Regions from separate parts of the Homo sapiens genome. Here regions 2, 3, 4, 5, 6 and 7 are each linked to region 1. Evidence: chromatin contacts called from ENCODE Hi-C or POLR2A ChIA-PET data. All regions are on one chromosome and are shown on one strand. The core of a region is the stretch at or near the end of the contact, and the rest is flanking DNA. Distances in the headings are between cores, read along the strand shown.

Region 1 (2,550 bases), core at 17-2,516:
CAGGAAAGACTTACAGAAGAAAGTGAAAGATTTTTATCTCACTTCAAACAGAAATTTACTTTTAGGCTGTCACTGTCTCCTCCCAGCTTATCTGAGCTAACAGGAAGCGAATGAAGGCCTGTGATTCAGCTGCAGGCAGCGGGTATGCCTGAGCAGGTCACACCCATTTGGTCTCTTTTGCCAGGAAAATAAAAAAAGAACCTAAGAGAACGGTCTTCACATTTTGAATGCGCAACATTGTATCTGTGAATGAAGGCAAGAGTTAACAGCTGTTTAATTGATAACTGCTCGCATCATTAGTTGCTGGCTAACAACTGGGAAATCAGAAAATGTCTTGTAGAAAAATGTAAGAAAAGTTCCAACAATACTGACTTAAACACGACAAAGGTGAAAACAGAAATGCTGACTCCTGCATAGGTTATCGGCCCTAATGTTCTGACTTGATATTTCCAGATGCCCAGCTCTGCGCTAATATCAACACCGTCTATTTACTTTCTACTCTGAGGCATTCGCTCTGCAGGATTCCAGACCCTACTAAATTATTCACATGGCCCCAACCGGTCCTTCCTTGTTCCGCGGTCCTAACACAATGAATGGTCCTAAGAGGAAAACGGCCTCGCGCTCCCGCTCCAGGCCCACTTCGCAGTCCCTAGTTCTCCCTACTGCCGCTCCAGTGCCAGAGCCCCTCCGAAGGCGGCCAGGACCTCCAACCACGCACAAGTCTGCAGCTCTCCCCAACTTTCCGTTCAGCTCAGTCTCCGAGGGTGCGCCAGAGCAGACACCCGGAGGAGTGGGGAGTGGCAGGGCGGGGCCGGGAGAATGCTGCCCCGGAACCCATAAATCTGGGCCCTGCCCAGGTAGGCCGGGACAGCTGGGGTGGCCTGGGCCGAGAGCCAAGAAAAGACACCCCATCTGGCAGCCCAACTTGGCGGCAACAGGTGGCCCGGCGCCCGGGGGTCTGGGAGGAAAGTCGCTCCGGGGGCGGGCCCCGTTGCCCCGCCGCGTCCCCATTGGTCATCAGGTTTCTTAAAATGTGACTCTGAATCTGTGTCCTTCCGCCGCAGAATTTAGTCCCACCGAAAGGGCAACCTGCCCGCGCGTTCCGCCGCCGCCGCCGCGCTTCCTCCTGAAGGTGACTGCGCCCGCGGGGACGCAGGGGGCGGGGCCCGGGTCGCCCGGAGCCGGGATTGGGCAGAGGGCGGGGCGGCGGAGGGATTGCGGCGGCCCGCAGCGGGATAACCTTGAGGCTGAGGCAGTGGCTCCTTGCACAGCAGCTGCACGCGCCGTGGCTCCGGATCTCTTCGTCTTTGCAGCGTAGCCCGAGTCGGTCAGCGCCGGAGGTGAGCGGTGCAGGAGGCTACGCCATCAGTCCCCACCAAGGGCCAGTCGCCCGGCTAGTGCGGAATCCCGGCGCGCCGGCCGGCCCCGGGCACGCAGGCAGGGCGGCGCAGGATCCAGGGCGTCTGGGATGCAGTGGAGCTCAGAGAGAGGAGAACGGCTCCTCACGCCTGGGGCCTGCTCTTCAGAAGTCCCCAGCGCCGTTCCTTCCAGATCAGGCGGGTCCGCCGGCTCCTTTCCCGCCCCAGCCCTACCCCCTCATTCTGGTCCCATCCTCTTCCTCCTGCCCCAATCCTCAATGCGCCTCCATCCTCGCCTGCCTTCTCTCGGTCCCTCGTGATTGATTCCACCCTTGCTTCCCCTTTCTCCGCGCCGCCTGTTCCGTGCTCGTTTTCCCCTCTTCCTCCTTAAGTCTGGTCCTTCCACCCCCTCCTCTTCAAGCTGTGCGTGTCCCCTGATTCTAATGCTTTCTGTGTAACTCATTGAAACTGCGTTCTGGTTCCCCTCCCGCGTCCATTCTCCATTCATGCGCGACCGCCCTTCCCGCGCCCCAGTTCCCTCTCGCCGCCCCTCCCCCTGCTTGCTGGTCACGTCCGCTCCCCCGCATCCCCTTCCTCGCCTGGCGTGTCCGCTCCCTCCCTCCCTCTCTGCTCTGGTCGCGCCCGCCCACTTGCTCCGGTCTCCGAGCGCGGTCCCACCCCCCTTTTCCATCACCGCCTCCCAGCTCCCAGCAGGCTCGGGCGGTGCTGAGGCCCCGTGTCCGGGGCGGGCGGGCGGAGGGCTGGGCTGGGTGCCCCGCGCGGCGGGCGGGATGCGGCGGCCCGGGGGCAGCTGGAGACTTACGTAACGTTGGCCTGCCCCGCTGCCGGGAGGCAGGGCGGTTGCCCCTGCGGCGCGGTGCCGTCCCCTGTGGCCGGGATTAGATGGGCGGCCTGCGAGGGCCTGGGAATGGCTCGGGGCCCGAGAGCTCGACCGGCCCTTGCCGGGTGGCCGCCAGGGACCACGCTCCATCTCGCCGCGGCCGGGCTGCACGTAGCGGCCGCGCCCAGGGCCCACCCCGCTTCACCGGGCGATGGCCTTGGGCCTCGTAACGGGCGGGATAAACCTCTGCAGGCTTTGCTGGGGCCTCCTGGCCCTCGCCCGTTCCGCGCCTCTCCGGCACGTTTCTTTCTTTTCCTTTCTTTTTTCTTTCTTTTTTTTTTTTTTAATTAT
Region 2 (2,550 bases), core at 30-2,529, 2.8 Mb after region 1:
AGATCGCACCACTGCACTCCAGCCTGGGTGACTCCGTCTCAAGAAAAAAAAAAGAAAAAGAAAAAGAATTTGCTTGCAACTTAACATGCGTAGTACCTATCTCCCGAGTGACCCTTTTTGGGAATAAATGACCTGATTCACATTTTTTTTAACCATGGTTTCAGAGCAAAAGGGAAACCAGAGTCTGATAAGGAAACGTAAGACTTGACAAGCTGAAATCTTATTAGCTCCTAGAGATATACATGCAACGAAAAACACCTAGGAGATCCAGCGGCATGTGGGGCGTTATGGCACCGCTGGGGGTACTTTAGCATGTACAACTGCCCTCGTAAATCAGCAGGCCTTACCACAATCACTTTGCCACCATCACCTTACCTTTGCAAACAAGCCAGGCCAAAAAGGCTCAACATTTACACCGGCTGCTTTAATGAGGGCATTGATCTTATCCTCCTACAACAAATAAAAACGTCAATCCATCAAAACGTAGCGTATGTAATATCTCCAAAATGCTGCACGTCACTCAATAAGTGTACATAACATGTTTAACCAGCTCAAATATTCTATCACAAGCAAAAGAGATGTGTGCCAGGCGCCCTGCAATGAGGCGAGCCCATCACTGCTGTTTCACGGGCTGGGACTTGCCTGAGTCACGCGGCTATTTTTAAGTTACAAGACCTGGGAGGTGGAGCCGAGCTCGGGCGCCTTCCTCCACGACCGGGGGAATTCAAGGCAATTACACCGAAAGAGGTCCGAGTAAGTGTCCCTGAGAGAGACGAGGCACGGGTCAGGGTGCCCAAGCACTGCGGAAGAGCTTTTCTACACGAAGGCTCTTGGAGCCGGAGCGCCCAGCCTCAAGCGCACTCCATGCCCGCTGGGCCCGCACGTGGTCCCGGGGGCCCAGGACCTGCCCGGAGAGAGGCCCCAGCCCCGAGGAGCGCCCGCCCTATGCGGCCTGTGTTCGCGGCCTGGCCCCGGCCGGAAGTGCTCAGTCGAACGGCCTGGAGCCGGGAACCGCATGGAGAGCCGAAAGTCACCGCCCACAGGCAGCCCGGCCGCCGGCCCGCGCCCGCACTCACCGTGACTGTCACCTCATCGTCGTGCAGAATGAGGGCCGAGTAGATGCAGGCGAGCTCGGAGACAGAGGCCATGGCGCGGGCGAGTGTAGGGCTGGCGCTGCCGGACGCGGTGCTAGTCGCCGGATGAAGTGAGGGCCTCACCCCAACGCAGCCTTAGCTTCCTCGGAAGGACCGAGCACCTTGGCGGCAGCTGAGGAAAGGGGCTCTCGCGCCTATACGCAGCCTCTTATGTGTCCACGCGGACCAATCGGCGCCCGCACCGGGCGGAAGAGGCGGACCCAGGACCCACTGAAGGCGCCTGCGCACTGCGCCTGATTGGTTCTTACTGTTGAGAAAGTTTCTCAGCGCCTGCAAATACGGTCCCACTTTATTTGGGTAAATTATAGGACCTGAGAACGTTAAAAACACTTTTAGGTTAGGGTTGCCTAGGTATTCGGACTTCGCCTCCGTTGGTTCCATGAGTTGCTTGACTTGGCAGGAGCTCCGCTGTGGCCCTGGTGACATTGTTCGTAATCTCCTGGTTAGGTCGCGGCCTTCCCAGCCGGCGCTGACCCTGAGAGTAAGGGCTGCGTCCCAGCTTGGAGGCCCCTGCTTAGCGCAGGACCTTGGTTGAGATAGGTAGATGTAGGAGGATGAGAGAAACTAACAGCGTTATGCTAGCAGAAGCCGTAGAGCGCTTACTATGTCCCAGGCACTGAGCCACATTCTGCAAGGATTCACGTAATCCTCACACACCAGGAGTTGGATGTTATCTCCATCTTGCATATGGCAAAATTAAGTCTTAGAGCTGGTAAACTAGCCCAAGATTATGTAGTTACCGCGCAGTGGAGCGTGGATTTGGAATCTAGAAGCCTAACTTAGACCCGGTAGCTAACTCAAGATTGCATAGTTCCGCGCGGTGGAGCGTGGAGTTGGAATCCAGAAGCCTAACTTAGACCTGGTAACTAACCGAAGATTGCATAGTGCCGCGCGGTGAGCGTGGAGGTGGAATCCAGAAGTCTAACTTCACTGCCTAGTGCTTGGGGGAAGGAGGGATTATGGGTAAGCTGTCTACAACCCGTTATTTGTTATCTAAACCCAATTTAAATTCCTACCTTCAAAAATGGTCATCTTTGCATTCCTCGTGGAATTTGCTTAGTTTACCGGAAAGTTAGTTCTATGTATATATATCTTTTTTTTTGGTGGGGGGGGGGCACCTTCTTTGTTTAGTCCATCCCATTATTTAATAATCATCTCTGAAGAAACATTTCTGTTGGAATCCACCGATCTAGAGTCCCACTTGGGTCAATCTTAACTACAAACATAAATATTTTCACATCCGGAATTTTTTAAAAAAGCATTTATAAAGCTATCAAACTTTTAAAAAATAAAGCTGTTGAGTTTTCATCCAAATCTAAGCAGCCATTATAGTGGAATTTTGGTCAAGAAAGGTTAAAGCTATTAAAAAATCCAAACATTTCCAAAGCTACAATGA
Region 3 (2,550 bases), core at 24-2,523, 2.6 Mb before region 1:
CCAGGGTGCCAGAAGGTGGGGGCATGGTGCTAATGCTCCGTTACCTCCCCCCGGGCAGAAGGCCTGCCCAGTTTCCCACCCAAAGATCCCTTGGCTTAGGCCTGGTCTTCTGAGAGGCCAAGGGTGACAGGCTCAGTCCTAGGACCTGGGCTTCTAACTGCTCACCCGAGGTGGCTGGGCCCTGGGCTTGCTTGCAGCCCGCAGGGTCATGGTGGGGTAATGAGGGAGGGGTCAGAACCAAGCAAGCCAGGGCACCTGCGGGGAGGCCCTGTACAGGGAAGGGCAGGGGAGTCCAGCACTCTCTCTAGGGACCTGGCCCATACGGATCCTCTTCCTCCAGACTCCAGCCACCTCCTACTCTGAGCTCCACAGAGGGGGGGACTCGGGATGACCCGAGAAGACGAGTCCGTGGAGCTGCAGGGCAGTACCTCCCTCATGCACTCCCTTCCAATTTGGGTTCTGACAGTGGCTCCTGGGAGAATTCGAACCCGTGCAAGGGAGTAAAGGAGAGAAGGGAGAAGTGGGAGAAGAGGGGAATGGGAGTGGACGCGACAGTGGCAGCAACAGAGACTAGACGCGCGACCTCCACCCTCTTCCCTCCAGGGGACACTCCGGGACGGCCAGGCACTCACCTCTCTTGGGGCACTGCGGTCCGGGCCACCTCGCCGCGGGCGGCATCAGCGGCCTGCGGGACGGTCCATGCGGTCAGGGGGGAGGGGAGGGGCGCAGGGGTCCCCAGGGGGTGCGGTACAAAGAGGTATGGGTGCAAGGAGAGGGGAGGAGGGACCGCCAGGCAGAGGCAGGGGGACGGACGCACGGCCCGGGTCGCGGAGGGAAGAAAGGCGGGGGAAGGGGGCGGGAGGGAGTCGGGGGGAGGAAACAATGTAGCCGGCGCGGCCCCGGCAGAGTTCCGCTTCCGAGCGCCGCCACTGAGGTTCGATTTTGGAACGTCGCGCTGGCTGCCGGGGGCCGCCCCGGACGCTCGATCGGGGCCGCGGGGCTCCTCGCGCTCCACGCCCCGCGGGCTCCGGCGGCCAGAGGCTGGCTGGGGCGGGAGGGACGGCGGGCCGGGTTACGGCCCCGACGGCGGCGCAGCCGGGCGGTCGCCCGGCTCGGACCCCACCCCGGCAGAAGCCCCCGGGCAAGGCGCGGGTGGGGCAGGAGCGGGAGGGCGGCAGCGGGCTCGGCGGCGGCGGCGGCCAACCTCGGCTCGCCCAGGGCTCCGCTGGGAGGAAGCTCGCAGGCCTGGCGAGAGGAAGCGCGGCCCGGATCCTCCGCCCGCGGCAGCGCGCCTGCGCGAGGGGGCCTGCCCGGCGCGCGGCGGGGCGTGGGCCGGCGGGGCGGCGCCCCCTGCCGGGCGCCGGGGGCACTGCGGGGGGTGTGTCCGCGCCCACGCCCTGCCCCCACTTGCCGCCTGGCTGCGTTGAAGGCTCCGAGGGTCTCTCCTCAGCCGGCCTGGGAGCAACCTCCCAGCCTTCTCTGGACGCAGCTTTCCCGCTGCAGAAGCGCTGGGGGCCGGGCCTGGGCCCCTCTCCTCAGGTCTGTTTGTGGAGAGTGGGCCTGATTCGCAGCAGAAAGCCTTCATTCATTCATTCACCAACATTTCCTGGCGCTGACATCGTGGCGGAGCCTGCTCTGGAGTCTATTGGCAAGACCATTTCACTACCGTCAAGGCGTTCTCGGTCGGGTGGGGGTAGGCTGACAGGCCGACAGACAACGGCAAGGAAATAATTGATCAAAGTGGAGAGGTGGTGGACACGGTTCCCAGGAGGCAGAAAGAAAACTAGGGCTAACGGGGAGACCTCACACCTCACAGAGCCGGGACCAGGCAGAGGGAACAGCATGCACAAGGGCGGGGAGTGCGGAGGGAGCTTGGTGGCTTCTGGGATCTAAATATAGCTCAGGCGGCTGCCGCTTGCAGTGTGGGTGGGGGAGAGTGGTGGGAGATGGGTTCCTGCAAACAACAGGGGCAAAAGAGATCCAAAGAGCCTCATGGGACTTTCTTGGAGTTTATGTTCAGCCTGGAGGCAATAAAGAAGTTGTCAGCAGCTCTGTGACCTTGGGCAAGTTACTTAACCTCTCTGTGCTTTAGTTTCCCCATTTGGTAAAATAGGTGATATATAATGGCACCGACTTCTTAAGTTTTTGTGGGGAGGGGAGGAAATGAGTTAATACGTTTAAAGTGCTTAGTATGCAGTAGCTGGCACGTGAGGAGCCCTCCGTTAAGCAAGGGCTGTTACATCACTGTTAACGAAAAGCAGGGAGATGACCTGCTCTGAGCCACAGGAGAGGACAGCGTGCTCAGGCATGACAGGGGTGGGAGAGTGCAGGGTGGCGGGGGAACAGAATGGGGATGCAGTGATGAGGGTGAGACCGGGGAACAGAATGGGGATACAGTGATGAGGGCGAGACCAGAGACTCCAGCGTAGGGAGGAGGTAAAGGTGGGGGACTTTCTAGGGACTAGACCCTGAAGCAAGGGTCAGGCTTGGGTGGACAGAGGGAAGAGGCACTCTTGGGGTTGGGGGGGAGGAAGTGGGGCATGCTGACAA
Region 4 (2,550 bases), core at 38-2,537, 2.5 Mb after region 1:
CATGTGCTAATTTACTCATGTTACTATCTGACGATAATGTGCATTTTGCAATGTTCTGTTGCAATTTAAAGGAAGAAAGTTATGATGTCTTGAGGATAATGGCACTCTTGGGGCCAAAAGAAAGAAGCTGGAGTCCAACTAAGCTACTTTCTTCCTATCTGATCTCTGAGAAGTTATTACCCTCAGTTTGTTCATCAGTAAAATCAGGGTTTTTCTAGACTTGAATATCAGATAAGATAATCGTCCTAAACATGCTTTGTAAACTGTACAATTGTGGTGTATATGAAGAATAATTAACATCATCTTCATCCTTTCCATCATTACTGTCAGCATCATCAGCATCATCACTGCACTTCTATTTCACTTCCCATGTGTTAACATACCTGGATAACACATATTTGTTATCTCCTAAGCTGGACTGTGGGTCTCTCATGGTTAGGGACCTAGCGGCATACCTCTGAACCTCCTTATCTTACACATAGCACAGGGCTGGGTACACCGTTGATATCCAGTGACTGTTTCTCAATTGATTGATAAACTCAGATGAAAATAACTCAATAGGAGAAAGCTATATATGACAAGGAATCTTTCAGAGGTCCTGTTTTATTTCTTCCTTTGTTGTAAAAATAACAAATGGAAAGAAGTACATTATTAAAGTCAGCAACATCTCTCCCCGCACCTGACAAGAATGGTCTTGCACATTTTTTTTGCCATATCCCTTGACAGCACCAGGACACTTCTCATTCCATAGTCTCATCCAACCTTCAAGAGAATCCTTGAAAAGGAAACAGGGAACCGCAGGTGCATAACGTCCCATTCTACAGTCAAGTGAAGTGAGGCCCAGCAACATGATCTCACTTACTCCAAGATGGAGCATTGAGTCATTGGTAAAACCCCGCCCATGAAGGAGGTCTCCTAACTCTTGGCCCTTGGATGTTTTGAGGTGGACACTGATTCCACTGAAAGAGAATTTTCTACCACTAATCAAGGAGACAGAGGTTTTATAAATGATACCTTATTTATTCTTCATGGTGTCCTTGAAAATGACCTATCATCATCTCCTTTGTATCCATGAGGAAACTGACACTCTGAGAGGTGAAGTGACCTGCCCAAGGTCACGGAGAAGAGGTGGGGCCAGGCTCTCATTTCCCAGTACCCACTGAGCACACTCTAGGCATGTGGGCTGAGCCTACTGCCGGGCTGTGAATCTCTCCCCCCTGTTCTCTGGTTCCTTGATTCACAGGAAGTTCAGGTCAACCACATCCTGCCACGTCTTTGCAGACAAGATAACGATCCCCACCACCACCATTCTCTGTCCCACCACAGCCCAGCAAGGGCAGACAGGCTTCCTTTACTCTTTTGATAACCACTGTATGTCACAGCTAAAAGGGGCCTAACTCTGAGTTTCCCTCCTTTAAAATCATCTGGTCCACATGCTAATGGTCCAGAATCCCCAGGTCATCTCTATAGCTTGAAATAATCATTCTAAAGTAGGGGTCCAGGAATCTGTATTTTTAACAAGCATCCTGAGTGATTCAATGAGTGTTCAAGTTTGGGAAACCACTAGTTAAACCCTGCTGGGATGACTTTTCCCTGTCATCCCAGTAGTGTAGGCTGGGTTGTATCTTTGTCATACTTACTGTGTCTGTTATAAGGGGCCACTGAATGCTACTGAATTTGTACTTTGCCATTAAGGAAGAAGGCCTGGAAAGTTAATTAAGCCAGCTTGAGATCTAACCCGTCCAGCTCTGCATAAGCAAGAGGAATGATGCATTTGGAGGCCCTCCTGAAGAACTCCCAGCATGCCAGCCTAAGTCCACATGTTCATCATCTGAAGCCACCTTCTTGGAGTGATCTGGAACTGACCCTCAATCCACAAACATTAACCTTTAGCCCAGCAGTAGGCAAACTACTTCCTACAAGCCAAAGCCTGCTGCTTGTTTTTTGTGAAGTTTTATTGGCACAGAGCCACACCCATTTGTTTATATATTGTTTATGGCTGCTTTTGCACTACTATGGCAGAATAAAGCCTAAAATATTTACTATCTGGCGCTTTACAGAAAAAGTTTGCCAACCCCTGCATTATCCCATCTATCAACCAGCAAAGCTTCATTCCTGTGGCTGTATCAGATGGCCTCTGGCTTTCCCAGTCATGTACCCACAGTATCACAGCAGCAGAGTGCTTGAGCACCTCGTAGGGACTTTAAAAACATGTTGAATGAAGAACCATCACAATGAGCTATTTCAATTTCCATTATGCAAATGAAAAAAATCACAGCTTTTAGAAACATTAATTATGTAAGCCAAGGTCTAAGAGTTAGAAAGTGCTAGAATTAGACCGGGAACAGTGGCTCATGTCTGTAATCTCAGCACTTTGGGAGGCCAAGGCAGGCAGATCACCTGAGGTCAGGAGTTCGAGACCAGCCTGACCAACATGGTGAAACCCCATCTCTACTGAAAATACAAAAATTAGCTAGGCATGTTGGCAGCTGCCTATAATCCCAGCTACTTGGGAGGCTGAGGCAGGAGAATCACTTGAACCCAGGAGGC
Region 5 (2,550 bases), core at 25-2,524, 2.4 Mb before region 1:
AGTAAAATATTGGAAATAGCAGATATCATCCTCCCAGCCAGGGCTCTAGGGCCCATTTCTCAATTATCTCTGATTCTCGAAAACCTCAGCAAACAGCTTGTTTAAAAAGCAGCTAAAGGCCACAATTATGCTTTGGGAAGCTCTGCTCTGCACAATGAGGAAAAAGGTGATATGAAGAAAACCAAGCCAAGGATGTCAACTTTGAGCACAGGCCTTGTCGGCTTCTCATTTGCTGTTCCTGGCCAGAGAACTGGGCTGACTAGAAGTGCAGCCAGCCAGGTCAGCGGCTGCCCTCCCGGATTCCAGCCACCCCAGCACCCATGGTTATTTTTGGCTGGACTGCCCTACCACTGCAACCTCAAACCTGCCACCTCGCAAGCCTCCACCACCAACGGTGAAACGCTCCTCCTTTTCAAGGGCATCAAGAAGGGAAGCTGGAAGGCCGCCAACTCCGCCTCTGATGGGGGCCTGGTTCAGGCAATTTCCACCCCAGCTCCACATCAGGGCACCCACACCCGGAACTAAAGCTAGAGACTCCCGGGCGGGACGGAGGAGCAGCCAGGGGATTTGAACTGTCAGCTTGGCCTAGCCCATCCTCCGGGCTGGAGTGGCTCTACCACCACAACAAAACACACAGGGGAGCCTGCGCCCTCGTTCGCGTCCCTTCCTGCCGCCCCAGGTCCCAGGGGGTCTCAGAGTCCCATCCCCTGTAACCGCCACCAGTGGCGCCGAGGGGAGACCCGGGGACAGAGGGAAAGCCGGACTGGGCCAGAATCAAACTCCAGGCCGCCAAGGGAGGAGTCATCTGCGGACTAAGCCTGAAGCCAGGGGTAGGGGAGGGGTCTGAAGGGCTTCTCTGGCTCTTCTACGTCGGACCCCGACCCCATTCCGCGGGCAGGCACAGAGCCCAAACTGGACCCTTGAGCGGCCCCAGAGGCCGTTCAGGCTCCGCCTTCAACACCGTGGGGTCGAGGTCAGGGTCTGCAGTGACCGCCCTCCGGGGCAGAAGCAGCGGGTCAGGGGTGAGAGGTCGCGGCCCGATATGGGCCGAAGAGGAGAAAGAAAGGGAGTAGGCCGAGACCGAATGGCACCAGCGCGCCTGCCCCGCCGACTCACCCCCGGCCGCCGCCGCCGCTGTCGCCGCCGCGGACCCCAGCCCACACTTACCGTCTCCCAGGCTCCGGCTGCAGCTAGGCCCCACTCCCCGCTCCGAGCGCCTCTTCCGCTTCCGGCTGCGACCTCCGCCCGTGGCAGCCCCGCCCCCTCGCGTGACGCAGCCGTCGCCAGCCTCGGCTCGACCCGGCTCGGAGGCCTGGCCGCTCTAGCCCCCGACTCGAAGGCTCCGGGGCACCAGCCCTCTCCGCTCCGGCGGGCGCCGCGGCCTAGGAGACTAGTTCCGGGAGGGCCGAGGGGACGAGCCTGGCCCGGCCCGCCTCCCGCCGTGTCGCGGCGCACGTAGGTCCCCCGACCTGACAGGTGCGCGGCCCGGGCCGGCTGGGCTCTCAGAGCCGAGAGGTGGGGCCCCGACCTGGCCGTGGGGCTGGGCCCGCTCCGTCGCCCCGACCCCGCGTGGTCCGCCAACTCCCTCCTGCGCGCGGAGAGGACGGGCATTGTTCTCGGGGCCCCGGAGAGCGCGAGAGCGGCCTGAGGTCTGTGTGCCGGAGCTCGGGAAGGCGGACGCGACTCCGCTTGCGCGAAACGAGCGAACGACACATTATTATCTTGGTGTGTGCGGGTTTTTTGAAAGCCGTGGTGGCGCTCCCAGCTCGCCAGTGCGTGCGGGGCAGTTTCTGGGAAGATACCCTAGAGCTACTCTGGCGGGGCCGGAGTCTGGAGGGAGGAGATCCCCTCTCCTTGAGCCCCCTCCTGTGGAGCGGCTTCCTGCCGGCCTGCGTGGCCTCTCAGTTAAGACTCCCCCGCTAGACAAAAGCCCCGCCGGCTGCGTCTCTGGGCCACTGGACAGCCCCCTTTTGCAGAGGCCTCGAGCGTGGGGTCACCAAAATCCCTGACACCTACTGTCCCGCGCCGGGTCGGACAGGATTACGAGGCCCCACTTTCCAGATGAGAAAACTGAGGTGGGGATCTTTTGAGACCTCACTGTGAGCGTGCGCGTCCCGCCCGGTCTGGGAGTGGCGTCCCCGGCCTCGCGAGCGTCGCGCAGTGAAGCGACAGGGCGTGGCGCCTAATTGTCCCCACGCCACGCGAGGGCTAGAAACCCGCAGTCGGGGCGGACCATCCCTCCAGGCACCGCCCCCTCCTTGGGACCGCTCCGCGGGGGCGCCAAGGGTTTCCCCAGCACCGCCCCGGCGGCCGCCAGCCAGCCGCGGCCCCGCCCATGCCCCTCCCCGCGGGTCTGGGCCCGCCCCTGAAGCGGGGAGGTGTCGCAGGGGAGCCCCCCGCTTCCGAGCTGCGGCTGCGCATCAAGTCCTTCGCCAGCGGCTCTCCCTGAAACGGGGGGTTTCAAGGCGTGATTTGTAGGGGTGTTTAGTATCCCCTAAATCTCTGCCAGCTCCACCATGGCTATCCGAAGTAAACAACAGAAGCTAATTC
Region 6 (2,550 bases), core at 35-2,534, 2.2 Mb before region 1:
TCTTTGGAACATCTATTTACCTGGGAGTGGGACTGCAGAATCCCATGGTAACTCTGTGTTCAACGTTTTGGGCAACTGACAAACTGCTTTCCACAGAGGTGATACCATTTTACATCCCCGCCATCAGAGTGTGAGGGCTCTAATCTTGCCACAGTCTCACCAACACTTGTTATTTTCTCTGCCTTTATTCTTTCAACACACACACACACACACACACACACACACACAGAGAGAGAGAGAGAGAGAGACATTGAGACAGGGTCTTGCTCTGTCACCCAGGCTGGAATACAGTGGTGCAATTTTGGCTCACTGCAATCTCCGTCTCCTGGTCTCAAGCAATCCTCCCACATCAGCCTCCCGCGCAGCTGGGACTGCAGGTGCATGCCACCACACCCAGATAATTTTGTGTATCTTTTGTGGAGATGAGGTTTCACCACATTACCGAGGCTGGTCTCGAACTCCTGAACTCAAGAGATCTGTTGGCCTTGGCCTCCCAAAGTGCTGAGATTTCAGACATGAGTCACTGTGCCTGGCCTTCAACACATATTTTGTTGAGCCCCTGCTTGGTGTCAGGCCTGTGCTGGGGTAGGGGATGCAGGGGTCCAGGCTGCTCTTGCAGAGCCAAAGGGACATAGATGTGACCCAGTGGTGGCTGGTGCTGAGTGGAGGGAAGGAGGAGGTGAAGTGATGGGAGTGACCTGCATGGACAGTCAGGGCAGGCTTCAGGGAGGCAGCGTTTGTGCCCTGGGAAGGTCTTGGCTGTTACTGTCCAATCCCAGCCTCTGTCCCTTCCCAAGTCCCCAGGATGAGTGGTAGTCAAGGTGCTGGGTGCCTCAGTGTTATAATGTGAAAAGTCTCAGCCTGGCCTGAAACTCACCCATTAGAGCCCTCACCTGCAGATTCTATGCCCACAGCCCAGGCCAGATGAGGAAACTGTGGCTCAGAGAAGGGAATGACTTCCCAAAGGTCATCCCAAAAGGTAGTGGCAGAGGGAGACCAGATCCCTGATCTACAGATGCCCAGCCTGGGGTCCTTTTAGCTCTGATGGGGTGAGGCCTGGGGCAGCATGAGGCTGGGAGCAGGGAAGATGGGGGAGGGCAGGAGGCTGAGAGAGCCCAGGTGAGAGAGGGCCAAGCTTGAAAGGTTTTCCCAGGCTGGGGGAGAGGCCCTGGTCAGGATGTGTATGGGTAAGGGGTGAGATACAGAGGTCCCTGGGGCGGGCCCAGACCTGTTTCTCCTTTGCCCAGTTTCAGTTCTGTTTTGCTTGTCCCCTTCTGTTTTGCGTTCAGAGTGGGTTGGGGTGGTGGTGGGGTGACTCTTAGCCCCCATCTTGATCCCCATGGTGGGGGATGAGGAGATGGGCTTAACTCCAGACACCACTTTCAGTCCCCCTTTCTACCCCCACCCAGGGTCCCCCAGTCTAAGGGCGGATGCGGGAGGCCTGGCTGGGTCCGTCCTCACAAGGAGGGGCAAGCTGGGCAGAGCCTGGCTGGCCTCCCCTGCTGCCATACCTTGGAGCCCACAGCCTCCAGTGGGTAGTGACTGGCCCCAAATCTAGACATAGGTAATGTTTGCTTAGTGAGCTCATGTGCTATGGGACTAAGTTGAAATGCTCTGCCCCTTACTCATACACCCTTATTGACTCACAGGTCCCCAAGGTGAGTCACGCCCACATCAGGTATTGTGGGTGTATGAGACATACACCCACTGCAAACTGGGATGCAGTTTCCAGTCCCCCTGCCAGCATGCTTAGGGCACCAGGAAGGGCAGTGGGTGCTGATGGGCCCCAGATTTACCAAAGATGACTCCAGTTGGAGGCCTTGGACTGCTGTGGGCTTGTCAGGGGCCTTTGTGGCCCTGGGAGGAGGTGTCTGGGGCTGCTCCAATGTCTTTGGGGTCTCTCAGGTTGGGGTGGATCCTTTGGGAGTGCTGGGCACTGGCAGAGACTCAGGCCGCAGGGAGGGGACTTGCTTTCCCTCTGGCTCCCTCAGGAGGCCTCAGCTGCAGTGCTGGGTGCTGGCTGTCCTCAAACCCATGTCCTCCAGCCCCCTGACGTCTTCTCATTTCCTCATCTCAGGTTTCAGCCCACTCAGGCTGACGTTGCCTTCTGATCTCGTTTTTCAGCAGCCCCCAGGTCTCCGTGGCTGCTGTGCAGAAACGCGAGTGGTTGGGGGAAGTCCACATGATGCTGGCCTTGAAGAGCCTCCTGCCAGCCAGGCCTCAGGAGGGCTCACTTCCCCATTGCAGAACTCCTGCGGAGACCCAGGGGCAATTTCTGGTCTTTAGCACAGGGCCTCTGAGGGGCTGGCTTTTCCTAGGGGCTGCCCTGGTGCTGTGGCACCGTGGGGTGGGGGATTTCGGCAACGCCAGGGGCTCGACATGGCTGAAACTTCTTTGGACAGCTCAGCTACCCCAGGTAGAAGCCTCTGTCCCTCCCGGAGCCAGGCCTGTCCCAGCTTCGAAGTCAGATGTTGGGACATGCTGTATGCCTTTGGGACGAGTAGCCCCGTGGGCTCAGAGCTCTGACAGTGAACCCAGATGGGGTTGCTG
Region 7 (2,550 bases), core at 37-2,536, 2.1 Mb after region 1:
GGGGAGGGCCCCGGGGGTCCCGCCTTGGCCGTCCACCGGGCGGTGCGCGCTTTGAGGTCCACTCCCTGCTTGCTCGTCTGCCCCGCCGTAACCCCGAGCGCGGGAGGGCGAGGCCATCGGTTTGCGGGCAAGCTGGCCCCGGAGTCGAGTGGCCTGTGCGACCAAGCGGGGGGTCCGGGGGGCCCGGGGCCGGGGCGAGCGAGCGGGGGAGCGTCCGCGTCCCTCGGAGTGTCCAGGCTAGCGACCGAGACACCTACAGGCTTCCGCCAACGCCGTGGCACTGCCGGGAGCAGGCTGAGCAAACCAGGTGGGAACTCGGAGTTCCCGGGCCTCGGCCGAGCAGGGTCCCGACCCCATCCCCAACCCCCTCAGCCTGGGGATGCAGTGAGGAGCCCGCGCGGCGAGGCTGCGTCGAGGGTGAAGTTGTGCCCACGGGGAAGGCGCCCCGAATGGGGCCAGCCGTGGCTGAGCCTGTTGTCCACGGGCAGCCGGGCCCTTCCATCTGCGCTGCCCGCCTAGCCAGAGTCCCTCAGACTTCTCCTCGCAGGCAGCCGCCGCACATCAAAGGAGCTGTTTATTTGGCTTTCTGAAAAGAAGGGCGAGTGAACAAAGGAGAGCTGGGGGCTAATGTGGGGGAGGCGGGCAGAAGAAGGGGTGAAGAAAAGGGGACATCCTGAGTTCCGAGCAAATTTTTAAAGGTCGGAGGCAACTTTAGGAGCCACCGTTTTATCAGTCCTAAATCTTTTGAAGTGAAAACATTAAAGTGACAAAGTGATTGTTTGTTTTATAGTATCTAATTGGGCTGCTTTGCAGACCTAATGAGATTAGAGGGAGGAATCGTTCGCCGCCGCTGCAGAATAAACTGATACATTACTACCAGCCACAGGTTTTGAAGATTGTACAGCTTGTCTTATTTTCTTTTGTTGTTATTCCTCTGTCTTCCCTCTTTCCTCCTCCCGCTAAATAATTATTTGCTAGTAGACCGTGGGAAAAAAAAGGAGGAAAAAAACTCGAGCAGCCCAGGACTATAATATATATCTATTTATTATATGTCTTTCGGTTAATTCCTGATCTGAGGAGCGCTGTTTTTCACTCCCATGCGAAAGTCACCAGCGGGTAGGGCCTGATTGCTACTTTTCATGCATAGTTTTAGACACAAGAGGGCATTGTGACGTCGCGCCCAGCGGCACCCAGTCGTAGGCCGAGTCCCGCAGCCCCACGTGGGGGCCCCGCGCTCCCATTGGCCAGCGCCGGACGAAGCTGCCACATTATTTTGTTACTTTTCAGTCCCTATTTGGAACTGCTCTCGCGGCAGTTCAGACCTCGTGCTCGTCCCCTTCGCCTGTCTGTGTGTGGTATCCGTAGGTCCGGGGCACTTTTTTTTTTGGTGTGTGTGTGTGTGCGTGCGCGCGTGTGTGTGTGTTGGGTGTGTGTGTTTTGGGGGTTTGCCGGGGCGCGGAGAGGAGAGCCGGGCCGAGGGGAAGGAAGGAAGCCGTAGAGCTCCCCGGTCTCGGGCTGCGTCTCCCCTCCAGCGCTCTCCTGCCTGTGCGCTCCGACGCGGCAGCGGCGGTGGCGCTGAGCGCTCCTCGGTGGGGACGCGGTGCTCAAGCTGGGAGCAGCGAGAACCCTTTGCGGAGGCTTCCCGTGCCCGCTGGACTTAGGATGCCAGGGCGTTTGATTTGCACCTACTGAGCCCGGAGTTCCTCCCCGGCCCTGGGAAGGGCTTGCAGCGGCGGCGGCGGCGGCGGCAGCGGCAGTAGCAGACGGAACAGCAGGCTCTCCTCTCCGAGGGGGGGCGTCGAAGCGCCCGCGCCGGGCTCCCGCCCTCACCCTCCGGCGCTCCTGCGGCCCCAAGCCACCACCTCGTAGCCCGCCTCCTTCCTCTTCTCGCCGCGAGCCCCAGGCCCGGACGCCTCTAGGATCGGACCCGCGCGCCCCGGATGCTTGGGGCTGCCCCGGCGCGCCCCCCTACAGGCGCGACCCGCTGAGTGACCCGGAGGGGGCCCGAGCTCGCCCCAGGAGGGGCCCCCGGCCTCGGGACCCCGCGCCGGACCTGCTGGGGAGCCGACGATGTCCGCGCAGTCCCAGGCATTGACGCGCTCGACGCAGCCCAGGGAAGGCGGCCGGCCGCTGCCCGCCGAGCCCTAGGCGCACAAAGCCCGCGCCCGCCGCCCGGCCCCGGCGCCCGCCGACGACTTTGCCGCCTGCTCCGCGGCTCTTTGTCTCCACTTGGGGCGGGCGCCCGACTCTGGGATTTCGCTGCGAGAACGAGCTGGGGGGGCCGGGGGCGAGCTCTCGGTTTCCCGGCCGCCCCCCGCTCGGGCTCGGCTCCCCCCTCCCCCGCACCTCCCCGGCCCGGGCTCTCGGCGCTTCCACGCTCTCGGAATCACGACCCCTCCCTGCCATGTATCCGCAGGGCAGACATCCGGTGAGTAATTGCAACTCGGTTTATTTAAGCATCTATCATGGCAGGGTAAACGAGGCAGTTTATCTGGCACCTCCATTTTGCTTGTTGCTACCTTTATGGTGTGTGTGTTTGTGTGTGTGCTC

Evidence for each region. Hi-C counts contacts between places; a loop is a spot of excess contacts on that map. ChIA-PET counts read pairs that join two places held with the same protein, here RNA polymerase II (POLR2A). Pooled maps may share reads with other maps.
Region 2: a loop to region 1 is called in a pooled map, with 8 times the contacts of the local background. The contact joins the promoter of RPLP1 here to the promoter of PKM in region 1. A Hi-C loop is called at or near these places in 3 of 37 single-sample maps with no recorded cell type and 12 of 50 pooled maps. POLR2A ChIA-PET finds 5 or more read pairs at or near these places in 5 of 52 experiments (AG04449, T-cell, activated CD4-positive, alpha-beta T cell and 2 more).
Region 3: a pooled map shows a loop between it and region 1 (29-fold over the local background). The contact joins the promoter of CSK here to the promoter of PKM in region 1. A Hi-C loop is called at or near these places in 5 of 37 single-sample maps with no recorded cell type and 9 of 50 pooled maps. POLR2A ChIA-PET finds 5 or more read pairs at or near these places in 1 of 52 experiments (naive thymus-derived CD8-positive, alpha-beta T cell).
Region 4: a loop to region 1 is called in a map with no recorded cell type, with 20 times the contacts of the local background. The contact joins the enhancer-like site here to the promoter of PKM in region 1. A Hi-C loop is called at or near these places in 2 of 37 single-sample maps with no recorded cell type and 8 of 50 pooled maps. POLR2A ChIA-PET finds 5 or more read pairs at or near these places in 1 of 52 experiments (activated CD4-positive, alpha-beta T cell).
Region 5: a pooled map shows a loop between it and region 1 (10-fold over the local background). The contact joins the promoter of CLK3-AS1 here to the promoter of PKM in region 1. A Hi-C loop is called at or near these places in 4 of 50 pooled maps. POLR2A ChIA-PET finds 5 or more read pairs at or near these places in 2 of 52 experiments (activated CD8-positive, alpha-beta memory T cell and activated T-cell).
Region 6: a loop to region 1 is called in a pooled map, with 6 times the contacts of the local background. The contact joins the enhancer-like site here to the promoter of PKM in region 1. A Hi-C loop is called at or near these places in 3 of 37 single-sample maps with no recorded cell type and 6 of 50 pooled maps.
Region 7: a map of endothelial cell of umbilical vein shows a loop between it and region 1 (8-fold over the local background). The contact joins the promoter of TLE3 here to the promoter of PKM in region 1. A Hi-C loop is called at or near these places in 2 of 168 maps with a recorded cell type or tissue (endothelial cell of umbilical vein and naive thymus-derived CD4-positive, alpha-beta T cell), 6 of 37 single-sample maps with no recorded cell type and 14 of 50 pooled maps. POLR2A ChIA-PET finds 5 or more read pairs at or near these places in 1 of 52 experiments (Caco-2).

The regions. Positions count from the first base shown.
Region 1 is chr15:72,229,906-72,232,455 of GRCh38, reverse strand. It overlaps PKM (pyruvate kinase M1/2), which reads left to right and starts at 1,266. Exons shown (of 11, transcript NM_002654.6): 1 at 1,266-1,340. RefSeq lists silencers at 825-1,324, 1,885-2,394.
Region 2 is chr15:69,451,547-69,454,096 of GRCh38, reverse strand. RPLP1 (ribosomal protein lateral stalk subunit P1) reads right to left here and starts at 1,279. Exons shown (of 4, transcript NM_001003.3): 1 at 1,077-1,279; 2 at 376-450. The coding sequence starts at 1,148. RefSeq lists enhancers at 734-843, 994-1,243, 1,524-1,573 and a silencer at 924-973.
Region 3 is chr15:74,780,803-74,783,352 of GRCh38, reverse strand. It overlaps CSK (C-terminal Src kinase), which reads right to left and starts at 1,273. Exons shown (of 13, transcript NM_004383.3): 1 at 633-1,273. RefSeq lists enhancers at 1-571, 1,614-1,683, 1,704-1,823 and silencers at 804-1,063, 1,174-1,393.
Region 4 is chr15:69,757,913-69,760,462 of GRCh38, reverse strand. The region is part of intron 2 of LOC107984788 (a long non-coding RNA gene); the gene reads right to left. Among named protein-coding and RNA genes, the nearest start is that of LINC00593, 76 kb to the left of the region's middle. Within about 2 kb of position 1,287, at least 5 of the 41 ENCODE cell types and tissues checked have a DNase peak (open chromatin) inside an H3K27ac peak, as active enhancers do.
Region 5 is chr15:74,614,516-74,617,065 of GRCh38, reverse strand. It overlaps CLK3-AS1 (CLK3 antisense RNA 1), which reads left to right and starts at 1,274. Exons shown (of 9, transcript XR_007064715.1): 1 at 1,274-2,550. CLK3 (CDC like kinase 3) reads right to left here and starts at 1,230. Exons shown (of 13, transcript NM_001130028.2): 1 at 1,168-1,230. RefSeq lists enhancers at 1-475, 476-1,087 and silencers at 1,176-1,715, 2,136-2,455.
Region 6 is chr15:74,396,230-74,398,779 of GRCh38, reverse strand. No RefSeq gene overlaps it. Among named protein-coding and RNA genes, the nearest start is that of MIR6881, 14 kb to the left of the region's middle. RefSeq lists enhancers at 980-1,029, 1,050-1,469, 1,059-1,692, 1,710-1,909, 1,079-2,278 and 3 more. Within about 2 kb of position 1,284, at least 9 of the 41 ENCODE cell types and tissues checked have a DNase peak (open chromatin) inside an H3K27ac peak, as active enhancers do.
Region 7 is chr15:70,096,653-70,099,202 of GRCh38, reverse strand. TLE3 (TLE family member 3, transcriptional corepressor) reads left to right here and starts at 1,286. Exons shown (of 20, transcript NM_001105192.3): 1 at 1,286-2,428. The coding sequence starts at 2,405. RefSeq lists silencers at 1-108, 179-258, 1,848-2,017, 2,028-2,147 and an enhancer at 54-1,028.